2 separate regions of the Homo sapiens genome follow, and region 2 is linked to region 1. Evidence: chromatin contacts called from ENCODE Hi-C or POLR2A ChIA-PET data. All regions are on one chromosome and are shown on one strand. Each heading gives the region's core, a stretch centred on a gene start or an enhancer-like site at or near the end of the contact. The rest is flanking DNA. Distances are from core to core; before and after follow the strand shown. Region 1 overlaps LINC01705 (long intergenic non-protein coding RNA 1705). Region 2 overlaps LOC124904517 (a long non-coding RNA gene).

What was found. Hi-C counts contacts between places; a loop is a spot of excess contacts on that map. ChIA-PET counts read pairs that join two places held with the same protein, here RNA polymerase II (POLR2A). Pooled maps may share reads with other maps.
Region 2: a map of gastrocnemius medialis shows a loop between it and region 1 (2.6-fold over the local background). The contact joins two enhancer-like sites. A Hi-C loop is called at or near these places in 1 of 168 maps with a recorded cell type or tissue (gastrocnemius medialis), 3 of 37 single-sample maps with no recorded cell type and 3 of 50 pooled maps. POLR2A ChIA-PET finds 5 or more read pairs at or near these places in 1 of 52 experiments (AG04449).

Annotation. Positions count from the first base shown.
Region 1 is chr1:222,041,434-222,046,538 of GRCh38, reverse strand. LINC01705 (long intergenic non-protein coding RNA 1705) reads left to right here. Exons shown (of 3, transcript XR_001738485.2): 3 at 4,617-4,835. Among named protein-coding and RNA genes, the nearest start is that of LINC01705, 15 kb to the left of the region's middle. Within about 2 kb of position 2,923, at least 5 of the 41 ENCODE cell types and tissues checked have a DNase peak (open chromatin) inside an H3K27ac peak, as active enhancers do.
Region 2 is chr1:221,884,410-221,889,514 of GRCh38, reverse strand. All of the region lies in intron 2 of LOC124904517 (a long non-coding RNA gene), which reads right to left. Among named protein-coding and RNA genes, the nearest start is that of LINC01655, 46 kb to the right of the region's middle. Within about 2 kb of position 2,259, at least 7 of the 41 ENCODE cell types and tissues checked have a DNase peak (open chromatin) inside an H3K27ac peak, as active enhancers do.

The DNA.
Region 1 (5,105 bases), core at 1,674-4,173:
CGATCTCGGCTCACTGCAAGCTCTGCCTTCTGGGTTCACGCCATTCTCCTGCCTCAGCCTCCCGAGTAGCTGGGACTACAAGCGGCCACCAACACGCCCGGCTAATTTTTTGTATTTTTAGTAGAGACGGGGTTTCACCATGTTAGTCAGGATGGTCTCGATCTCCTGACCTCGTGATCTGCCCGCCTTGGCCTCCCAAAGTGCTGGGATTACAGGCATGAGCCACCATGCCCGGCCAGGAGAACTATTAATAAAAAGCTCGACAGGCATGAAGCTGTTACAGCAAATGTGTTGATGTTCCTCCTAGGTCTCCACCCATTGAGTGCTGTGACTATTGGCTGTTAATGGCTTATAGTTCTCCCCCTCTTGGGAGAATTTGCCTTTGACCAAATGGAAGCCACCTTTTCTGAGTCATGGCCCTTCCCCTCCCTATTTAACTCCCCAACTTTCTCCCCAGCTGCTTCCTCGCCTTCCCCCACATTGCACTCAGCAGCCAATGACCAACTGACAGGGAGGTAAAAGCCTGGCCTCATTTCTCCAGGACAGACCAGAGCTTGCTGTGGGACGAGTCAGGGGCTAGCCTTGAACAGAGACCACATCCTTATTTTGCTTCTCTCCTTTTTATTCTGCTTTGCCGAGAGCACTCCCCCAGTAAACCACTTCACAAGAATCCCTATTTCAGACAATGCTCCCAGGAAGCCCAACCAAAGACAGCTGGCTCAGACCTCAGCAAGCTTGGGAACAGTTACAGTCTGGTGCTTTCTCCTGGTTTTCTTATAAGGCTTCTCTGCTCCCTGGTGGTCTTTTACCTTCAGACCCTCGGATGCTGTGATGCTTTCTGCTCTAGTGGTCACATATCTTCTCGTTAGCCCCTGGAAACCTCTGCCGACCATCCCAATGCCAGCTCCCCAACGTGGCCTACATCTGGTCCTTGAACACTCTGAGTGCATCATCTTAACAAACTCCAGGGGAGTAAGCTGCCTAACACCATCATCTCCCCCTTAGCAGGCCATCCCTCACGTTGTAAGGGTGAGAGAAGGGCACCAGTCCGCATCACTCCTCTACCTGCAAGGGGACATATCATAGACTCCTGAGTCATCCCCTGAGCCTTCTCCTAAGGGACTTGAGGGGAGGAACAGATGCCCTCCCATGCCACACTCTTTGAGGGTTGTGAGGTATTCATAGTGCAGGCTTCTCCAAAGAGAGGATCATGAAATGTGAAATCATTATTGGGTGGCTTTTTGGATATTTCTGTATCTGATATTTATTAAATCATGATACTTCAATTAAAACTTCCAACTTAGAATCCTGTTACATTGAAATATTTGAAGAGTGCATTAGCGTCCACCAGAAAAGGTATGTTTCCTCTGCATTACTCATTAGTCCCTGGATTATCTTGCTATTTTGCCTCTAGGTTTGAGACGGAGTCTTGCTCTGTCTCCAGGCTGGAGTGCAGTGGTGTGATCTCGGCTTACTGAAACCTCCACCTCCCAGGGTCAAGTGATTCTCCTGCCTCAGCCTCCCGAGTAGCTGGGAGTACAGGTGCCTGCCACCATGCCCAGCTAATTTTTGTATTTTTAGTAGAGATGGGGTTTCACCGTGTTGGCCAGGATGCTCTCTATCTCTTGACCTTGTGATCTGCCCGCCTCAGCCTCCCAAAGTGCTGGGATTACAGGCGTGAGCCACCGGGCCCCATCTCCTCTATAGTTTTTTTGTGGGGCCCATCAGAGACTGAATTCTCCACATGGTCTATGGGTGAAACAAAATCTGGAGGCTACTTCTCTAATTTGAGAGGACACCTGTAGATATGAGAGCCCACAATACTGTTCTTCCCATCTATGGCACCCGGGTTTTCCTCTCTCCCATTGTGTTACACATTTATCTGGTTCGACATGAAGCTCCTGAACCAGACTCTATTTCAAGATGCCAGGGAGCTTGCGGGTATGTGTAGTCCACTGGAAAGAGCCCTAATAATTCTGCCTTCAAGTCCCAGTCTAGCAAAGTCATTGGTCCTTACTTTCCTCAGCTTCAAATGAAGGAGTCATGCCTTGTAACTCCCAAGATCCTCTTCTATTCTGATATTCTGGCTTTCATTATCTTGAATTCCATTGTTAGATTGAATTGACCTGTCAGCTTAGAAACAATGATTGGCACAACATCCATATTCAGAGACAGCCTCAGTCTGACTGTCTGGTCTTTGTCGGCACAACGCGGTAGGCAAATCTCAACCTGTGAGTCTTCTTTTAGAGACCTTAAAACAATCTTGAAAAAAAAATAGCAATGATGTAAGTCCGAGAAGTAGGGCCCCTTTACAAATAGCAACGCTGTGGGTTCATACAAACAGATCTGATGTAGCTCCTATTTTAATTGAATCACCCACTTGGCAACTGAACAACAACAATAAACTGCTTGTTGCTGGCTTATGTCTCTGTCAGAAAAAAACAGTGTTCACTCTCAAAGGCTTCTGGGCCTTTGCTTTATTAAGAAACTTGATAAATATAGTTCAGTAAGTCTGTGGTCCATCTCAGATTTATAGCCAGCTTGCTAATCTAACCAGATAGGATCTCAGGGCAGAAAAACATATGCCTGGTTTTTGTTTTGATGAGACAAAACCCCCAAAATGGGAAGTCCATGTTCTCCTGACTCAGTCTCCCAGGTCTGAGTGCCTGCCCTGCTGTAGCTGGGCTGCCACCCCAGGCCTTCCCCCTCCTGCCCAGCCTGCGGCTGCTTCTGTCCTTCCTGCAGCTGCCCAGACCTTTGCTCATGTGTGCAACCTTTTCAGAGGCCTGTTGACAGGTTTGAAAATAAAGCAGGCGATGTAAAGAACACGCAAGTCATAGATATATGAAAATCAAGCAGTTTGGCTCTACGGAGCGGGATTAGTGAGGATCAGCTGTGCAGCCAGCCTGCTCCTGGGAGGGAGGCCGAGGAGGCTGCCTGAGGCTGGGGCGCTGGGGCACTCTCTGCCTCAGCTGTGCAGCTGCAGCTCTGGGCCATCTCTGTCTATTCTCAGACACTCCTAAGCTGTCCCAGAATGCCAGGGCACATAGGCTGCCAAATTGCCCAGGTGGGTCCAATAGTAGTTGATAATGTGGTGCTTGGGAAGGGACCTTTCCTGTCCCCACACGGTGAGGGGCAGGGCTTCTGCTGGGGCAAGAGACCTGAGACTGGAAGCTGAAGTGGGAAGGGCAGAGAGAAGACCCATTAGGGGCAAACAACCCTCAGGGGACACTGGTAGCTTTGCACAGTGTCAGACTGTACTTGTAGATATTGGGGGAAAGAGTAAAATAACTATGATCTGAGAGTGATACTCAGGAACTCTGATGTAAACGTGAGGTGATGATACTCACACCCTGGAGATGGGGCATCTGCTTCTCTTTCTATTTTCCTACTTTTTTTCTGCTGTTTATTCATATTGTTTTGCAAAATAATTATTCTGCATCCAAAAGTCCATGAGACAGCAACTTCTATTTCTTTATGCAAATACGTCAATACCTCTCTGGGAAAAATAAATAAAATAAAAGGTTCTGAGTATTGGGAACCATGCTCTGAAAAGTATCCCAATGATATGATAGGAACAGCATGAGTACCCTGCAGTGACAGCTGATTCACATGGGGGACTCACAGGCATCTCATTTTAAAAATGAACTGACTCTTCTGTAGACCCTGCAGCCTACCCACAACTTGGTGTCCTCACCTCCATCCCTGTCCCCGTGCTGTTGAGCTTGTTCCCTCCAGGTTCAGGGTGGCTGTCTGGTCCAGTCTGACCAAGCCCCCTTCTAGAATAGGCACTGGAATTTGAGAGATTACAGAAATGAGCTTGGGACCTTTAGACTTTTCACCAGATGGAAAATTTGCAAACATGTTTTTCTCTATAACCAGGTTGAGTGATCACACTGTCATTACTAGACTGCCAACTTCATCAAAATATTAATAATTGTCTTAAAAAGCTGATGAAACCAGAATAGTCTGAAAATAGGGATGGAAGATGATTCTCATGGAAAAGAGAAGGCTGAGTGGTCTGAGTGGTTACAATGTGAGCTCCAGTCTTAGAGAGTCCAGGAACTAGAGAGAGACACGGAATGTACACTGATGGAATCGAGAAAATGTCGCAAGTGAATGCAAAGACTAACCCAGAGAGGTTACTTGAGGACCTGCCTTTTCTCCCATAATATGTGCTATGATTCAGTCAAACTAAGCCACAAGATATTCCTTTAATTATCCTGTGCATTCCTCTCTTTGCTCAAATGTTCCCTTTTCCAGGAATAAAATTCCCACAGTACCATTAACCTCCAACATTTCTTGAGGAATTTCTTTGTGACAATGTACTGAAGGCTTGTGCGTCACATCAACTATCTCATTTAATCCTCGTAACCACGTTATGAAGTAGGTGTTAACATGAGCTCTGTCTTGCAGCTGCAGAAATTATGACGTAAAAGCTTAAGTAACTTGCCCAAGGTTAGGTTGGTAATAAGAGGCAGAGCTGGGGTTCCATCTTAGGCAGCCTATTCCTAGATGGTACATCTTTAACATCTATGTGCACCAGTAGAGAGAATGCTGCTGTTCTAAGGATCCTTGAAGGACCAGCTTGAATTCATGAGACTTTCTTCCCCCAGGATAAAGCGCTCCCTTGTTGGTGTCCCCACAGTCCAGGCTGGTGCTGATGCCGTCCTGCCGTCCTGCATCAGAGCCACTCATGCCCGTGTGCGCACTCTTTGTCGGGGTCTGACACCGTTGCATCGTATATCACCTGTGTTGTCATGGTCAGTGCTCAACAAATGCCCCTACTGATTCAAGTATATGAGCAAGTCAAATAAAAAAATAATATGGCCGGGCGCGGTGGCTCAAGCCTGTAATTCCAGCACTTTGTTAGGCCGAGGCGGGCGGATCACAAGGTCAGGAGATTGAGACCTTCCTGGCTAACACGGTGAAACCCTGTCTCTACTAAAAATACAAAAAATTAGCCGGACATGTTGGCGGGCGCCTGTAGTCCCGGTTACTTGGGAGGCTGAGGCAGGAGAATGGCCTGAACCCAGGAGGCAGAGCTTGCAGTGAGCTGAGATCGTGCCACTGCACTCCAGCCTGAGCGACAGAGTGAGACTCCA
Region 2 (5,105 bases), core at 1,010-3,509, 160 kb after region 1:
GTAGGATCTGGACATGAATGAGACTTCCTACCAACCAGCTCCAGGAAGTTGGGAAAAAATAGAAAAATCCCGTGGAAATAACTCTTGGTTAAGAAGAATAAGATTTGGGCTTCAAGCTCTGCTCTTTCACTGTCAGCTGTGTGACATGCCACAATCTCTTTGCCTCTCTGGAAACCACCATTCTTCACCTTCCTCATCCCTACCTCCTCCACTTCCCTCTGTGCTGTTCTATATGGGGGAGCTGGAGCCACAGGTGGTTCCTGAACCCTTGAAATGTGTCCAGGATGACTGAAAATCTGAAAGTTTAATTTGATTTTCATTTGAATGAATTTAAAGTTTATTTAGCCACATAGGGCTATTGGGATGGTTCTGGGTAGTACAGGGCAGAGTGATTCTTAGGAGACACCCCAGCAACCCGAGAATCATTACATAACAGGGAAGAGTTATTTGATCACACTGTGTGAAGGCAGATTTTTTAAACGTTGGTTGAGAAGCACTATGTGCAACATAAAGTTAAAACTATTCAGTGTGGCAATCACCAAGATGCCACATTTCTAGACCGGTTCCAGCCATACCAACATATTCATCAGGCTCCTAAGCCCATCCTCCTTCTCACACTGTTCCCTCTGCGTTAAATGCTGGCTCCCATCCTCCTTCTCACACTGTTCCCTCTGCGTTAAATGCTGGCTCCCATCCTCCTTACCTGGATCCTACCCATCCTTCCAGGCACAGGTGAAGGTACCTTGTTGGTGAAACCCTCTTTGACCTCCACATTCACTCTTCAACTCGCCAGTGAGGTGAATCACCCTCTCCCAGCATGGGTTACATTCACCTCATTACAGCACGGTTGTGGATCCAGGTCTAACATGGAGACAGACAGTGTAACGCGGCATGCGGAATTCTCTGATGGAGACAGATCCAGGGTGCTCTGGAGACCCAGAGAAGGGGCTCGTCAAGCTAGGTTCGAGGGAGTGGGTTCTCAGAAAAACAGATGTGAAGACAGAATGTGTGCAAGAACATTTTGTTAGGGGAAACACCTGTGAGATAAAATAGCCCAGGAGCGTGGAGAGGCTGAAAGGGCCATCAGACCACATCACAAACGCATGATGGATTTTAGAGCCCCGTCTGCGCTGAGTTAATTATGGTCCCTGATGTTGCTCCCCGATGTCGGAGATCTGAGAAGTGCAATTATAGCCGCCACAGAGGGTGATGCTCTAAGTAGAAATACCTGTGAAATCACTTTGTGTGTGATTAAGCCTCTACAAATAACCGTTGTTTTTATCGTAGACCTCTAGGAACAATTATAATAGTAACATCAGGGGAATGCCTCAGAGTTAGCTAGAAGGCCAGCAGATGGAAATTAACCAATTAAACTACAGATGTTGTTGGTGAAATGGTGTAAAATATGGTAACTTTAATTTTGCTATCAAAAACTCGATCTTGCTGAATTTAGTTCTTGGATTTGGTGACTGGTGAGGTTGTGGAAATGCCTTTTCTTCCAGGTATTTAAGATTGAGAACAATCAAGTAACAAGTGTTAAGTATCCACATGTGCTTCTCAGAGAGTGCCATGAGGAATTAGAACTATAAGGGAAGCGAGTGCTTTTGAGGAATGTATTATGCTCTTGGAGAGATGAGACCAGTGTTTATAAACAACAGAAACATCAACAAACAATACTAGGTAGGTACAGCTTTGTAATCTGAAGAGATTATCCTGTTCAGGACAAAGGAAATAGAATCTTATTCTTGATGAGGAATCAGCCAGAACCCACCCTAAGACTCTGCTATATCACATCTCTATTCAGGGTTAAGTAATTGACCCACTCCAGAAATGACGAAAACAAAATAAAGGTGAGAGTGAAGTCAGTGAGATGAAATGAATGGAAATCTGAAATGAAAATGTTATCATTAGGTGGCTGAGTAGGATCTTCCTTGGGGTTCTGGAAGCAAAGCTCCACCTGTCACTTGAGCTTCTCAAATAAACTTATGTTTCACGCTGAGTTCCTGAGCCACTGATCTGAGCATTACTCACTCTGTCCCTCATGTTTCCCAGGTGAGAGGTAGTTTCTATGCTCTCCCAACCATAGATGCGGCTAATCAACAGGCCCCATCTCCAGCCCCAGCCTCAGATTCCCTTTTTGGGCAGAGGGAGGCTTGGGCTGAGTCATCCCAGGGATAAACGCTGTAGTCACTCTAGGGAGGTGTCCCCGGCTGCCCCTGCTGGAGGGCAAACAAGTGAGTAACCCAGCCAGTGTCACATGGTCCTGGAATGGGGCTGGCTTGTGCCTCTGCCAGGTCCATGGCAATGAAGGAGTTTGCTCACAACACACACACACACCCTGACCCCTCTCTTGAGCGGGAGTGAAAGTCTGTGTGGGGGCGAGAGGTGTTGTAGATTTAACAACTGAACGTGCATAAGGAAAGCTTATGACCCAGTGGACAGGCAATGGATGCTGATCTAAGAGAATTCCTAGAGAAGAAAGTTCCTAGAGGAACGCTGCCTAGGAAACTCCCCCCAACCCACCCCTTCCCACATATTTCCTGGCCCTTGTCAACACACCTCCTGTGGCCGACAGGAGATGCCAGCAGCTTGCTCACCCAGGACAGAGAAGGAGAGACAGACAGAGCAATCCTTAAGATGCAGGATGATGCAAAGGCTAAAAGCCACAGTCAGAATCCAAGTCAGGAACTCAGGTGGCCAAAATTCTTCCCCTTGGGATGAGTCAGAGTGGCTAAAGTTTTGGGGAGCTGCACAGCAGATGTAGCCTCCTGTGTGCAATCTTACCCCAAGGGAATTTTATTTCAGGCCCCTTGTACTAACAATGGTGAGATATGGATATTTGTCGTAGGCTTTAGAATATTCCTTCAACTTGATCTTCCATGTCACTACTTTGAGTCTCAAATATGTATGTGAATCTCCTAAATTCTCATATTCTTTTTATTCCTCCCTCCTTCCCTCTCTTTCACACCCCCTTCTCCCCCTTTTTCTCTCCCCCTCTCTTTCCCTACCCCTTTTCCAAATTGACATCAGTCCCATTCGTTCAGGCACTCCATTTCTTTAGGGTCATCATTTTAGGTGGTCTGCTTGTTCTTTCTCCCTCTGTCTACTCCACCTTCAGTGCACTGCTATTCTTCTTGGTCTGTTTAGGAGCTTGGGTCCAGGATGTGGGGTTGTCTAAGCAACAGCCCATCAGCAGTTGGTAGAAGGTGTGGAGGTTGCCTGTCTCAGTGGTCTGTGTGTAGAAGCATGCAGGTTGCCAGCTCCAATAGTAAGCCATTCTGTTGCCTAATGTTAGCTATAAAGGCTAATGCTCTCCCAATCTTGGGGGTAGGGAGAACACTACCAGTAGCTTCTGAATCTGAGAATGGTGATCAATTCTAATAACTTGTGTATGTGTGAACTTTGACTTTCTGAACTCTCTCCTTTCTTTAGCCAATTTTTTTCAGCATTTTTTGTGTGCAAGACACTCCTATCTATTCTTGTAACAGCCTAGCAACATAGACCAATGCAGGGAATACTCTGCTCATTTTACAGTTGGGCAGACTGAGCTCTAGGCAGTTAATTACCTAGATTCTTGGTAATGGAATATAATTTACAGATTTGATCTTTTGGTCCATCACCACCAGAGACTCTTCTAGAACAGGTAAGATATACAAAAGTTTATATATAACAAGGTGCATATATATATACATATGCATATATATGAAGATATATGTATATATATGTATATAAACTAGCACAGGGAATTCTGGTTTAGGTGCTAGAAAACCTGGGTTTCAAATTCAACTCAGCCCTAACTAATTCTAGGGCCTAACAATCATCTCATTTATGTGAGCATCAGCTTCGCAAAAAATAAAGTGATCAACTTAGATAATTCCCAGAGTGTCTCTAAACTCCATCTTTTCAAAAGTTAAAATTCCTAGAACTAAGAAAGTGGTTTCAGAATGAAGGTTCTGGGCCTCTCCATCTGGCCTGACTGTGGTATGACTTGGAGCACTCTCCTGCATAGCTTCTGGCTGATAGTCCTGGTAAAGTAGCAGGACTATTTTTCCAGGTTGATCTCTCCAGGTAGATACAACAGAAACATCCTGAAGTGTCCTAAATTGAGCATGTCCATGGGTCCCCAAATTTCCCACAAAACCTCTTCCCTGGCCTACAGAAGATCTTCTAGAGTGAAGAGGTCTTTTGGCATTGTGCTTGATGTTTTTACTACCTGGGATGTTGAGTTACTAGTGTTCCATGACTTGATGTTCACCTACCTGAGCAGGTCACTCGTTAGCACTCATTAGAACATTGACACAGATCAATTAATGAAATTGGTGCAACGCCACCTATTTAAGTGAATACTTTTTCAGAGGAAATTGGACTCAAATAGTGGAGTGAAGAGGAAAAAGGCTAGAGGGGGGTGTGTAAAGAGACTCCGGCAAGCTCCGTGGAGTGGGGTGGCTAAAGATAATGTGGGCCAGAAGAAAGGCTTCACTGCACTCATGCTGCCTGCAGGAGTTTGGATTGTGTCCAAGCAGATCAGTTTCAGTAGTGGCTAAAATCTTGGGCCTGGAGGAGATTCTTGGAAATTTCTTAGCTCAGTGCTCTTGTCCTAGACAAGAAGTTGCCTGTGTCATCTAGAAGAGAAAATTATGTTATCTGTCACTTATTGAATGTCTGCTATGTGCCAGATATTATTTCTAAACCTCACAAGTATCCTGAAAAATAGGTATAATGTATTTGTTTTATGTGAGAACCACAGGATCAGGGGGCGATACTTTCCCAAAGCCACTCAGCAGGGGTGAAGGTTTCTCAGACCTTGAAGTTGGTGTCTTTTCTGCTCTGCCAGAAGCCCATGGGTAGCCATATTAGCCTTACAGACTTCCAAGGAATGGTGGTAATGTTTCCCACTGACTCTTCAGACAGCCAGTAATACTGATATCAAGGAAGAAACTCGCACTAGATTGAAAGCTCCTCCTACCCCACACAAGTTATTCCTTTTTTTAAATTACGTCCACAGTAAAGATAAAGCCCAACTGATTAGCATTCTTTCTGTGATTCCACTTCAAAAAGATATTCTTCTAGGTCCTCGTTTTGTGGACATAGACCTTTGGCTTTAA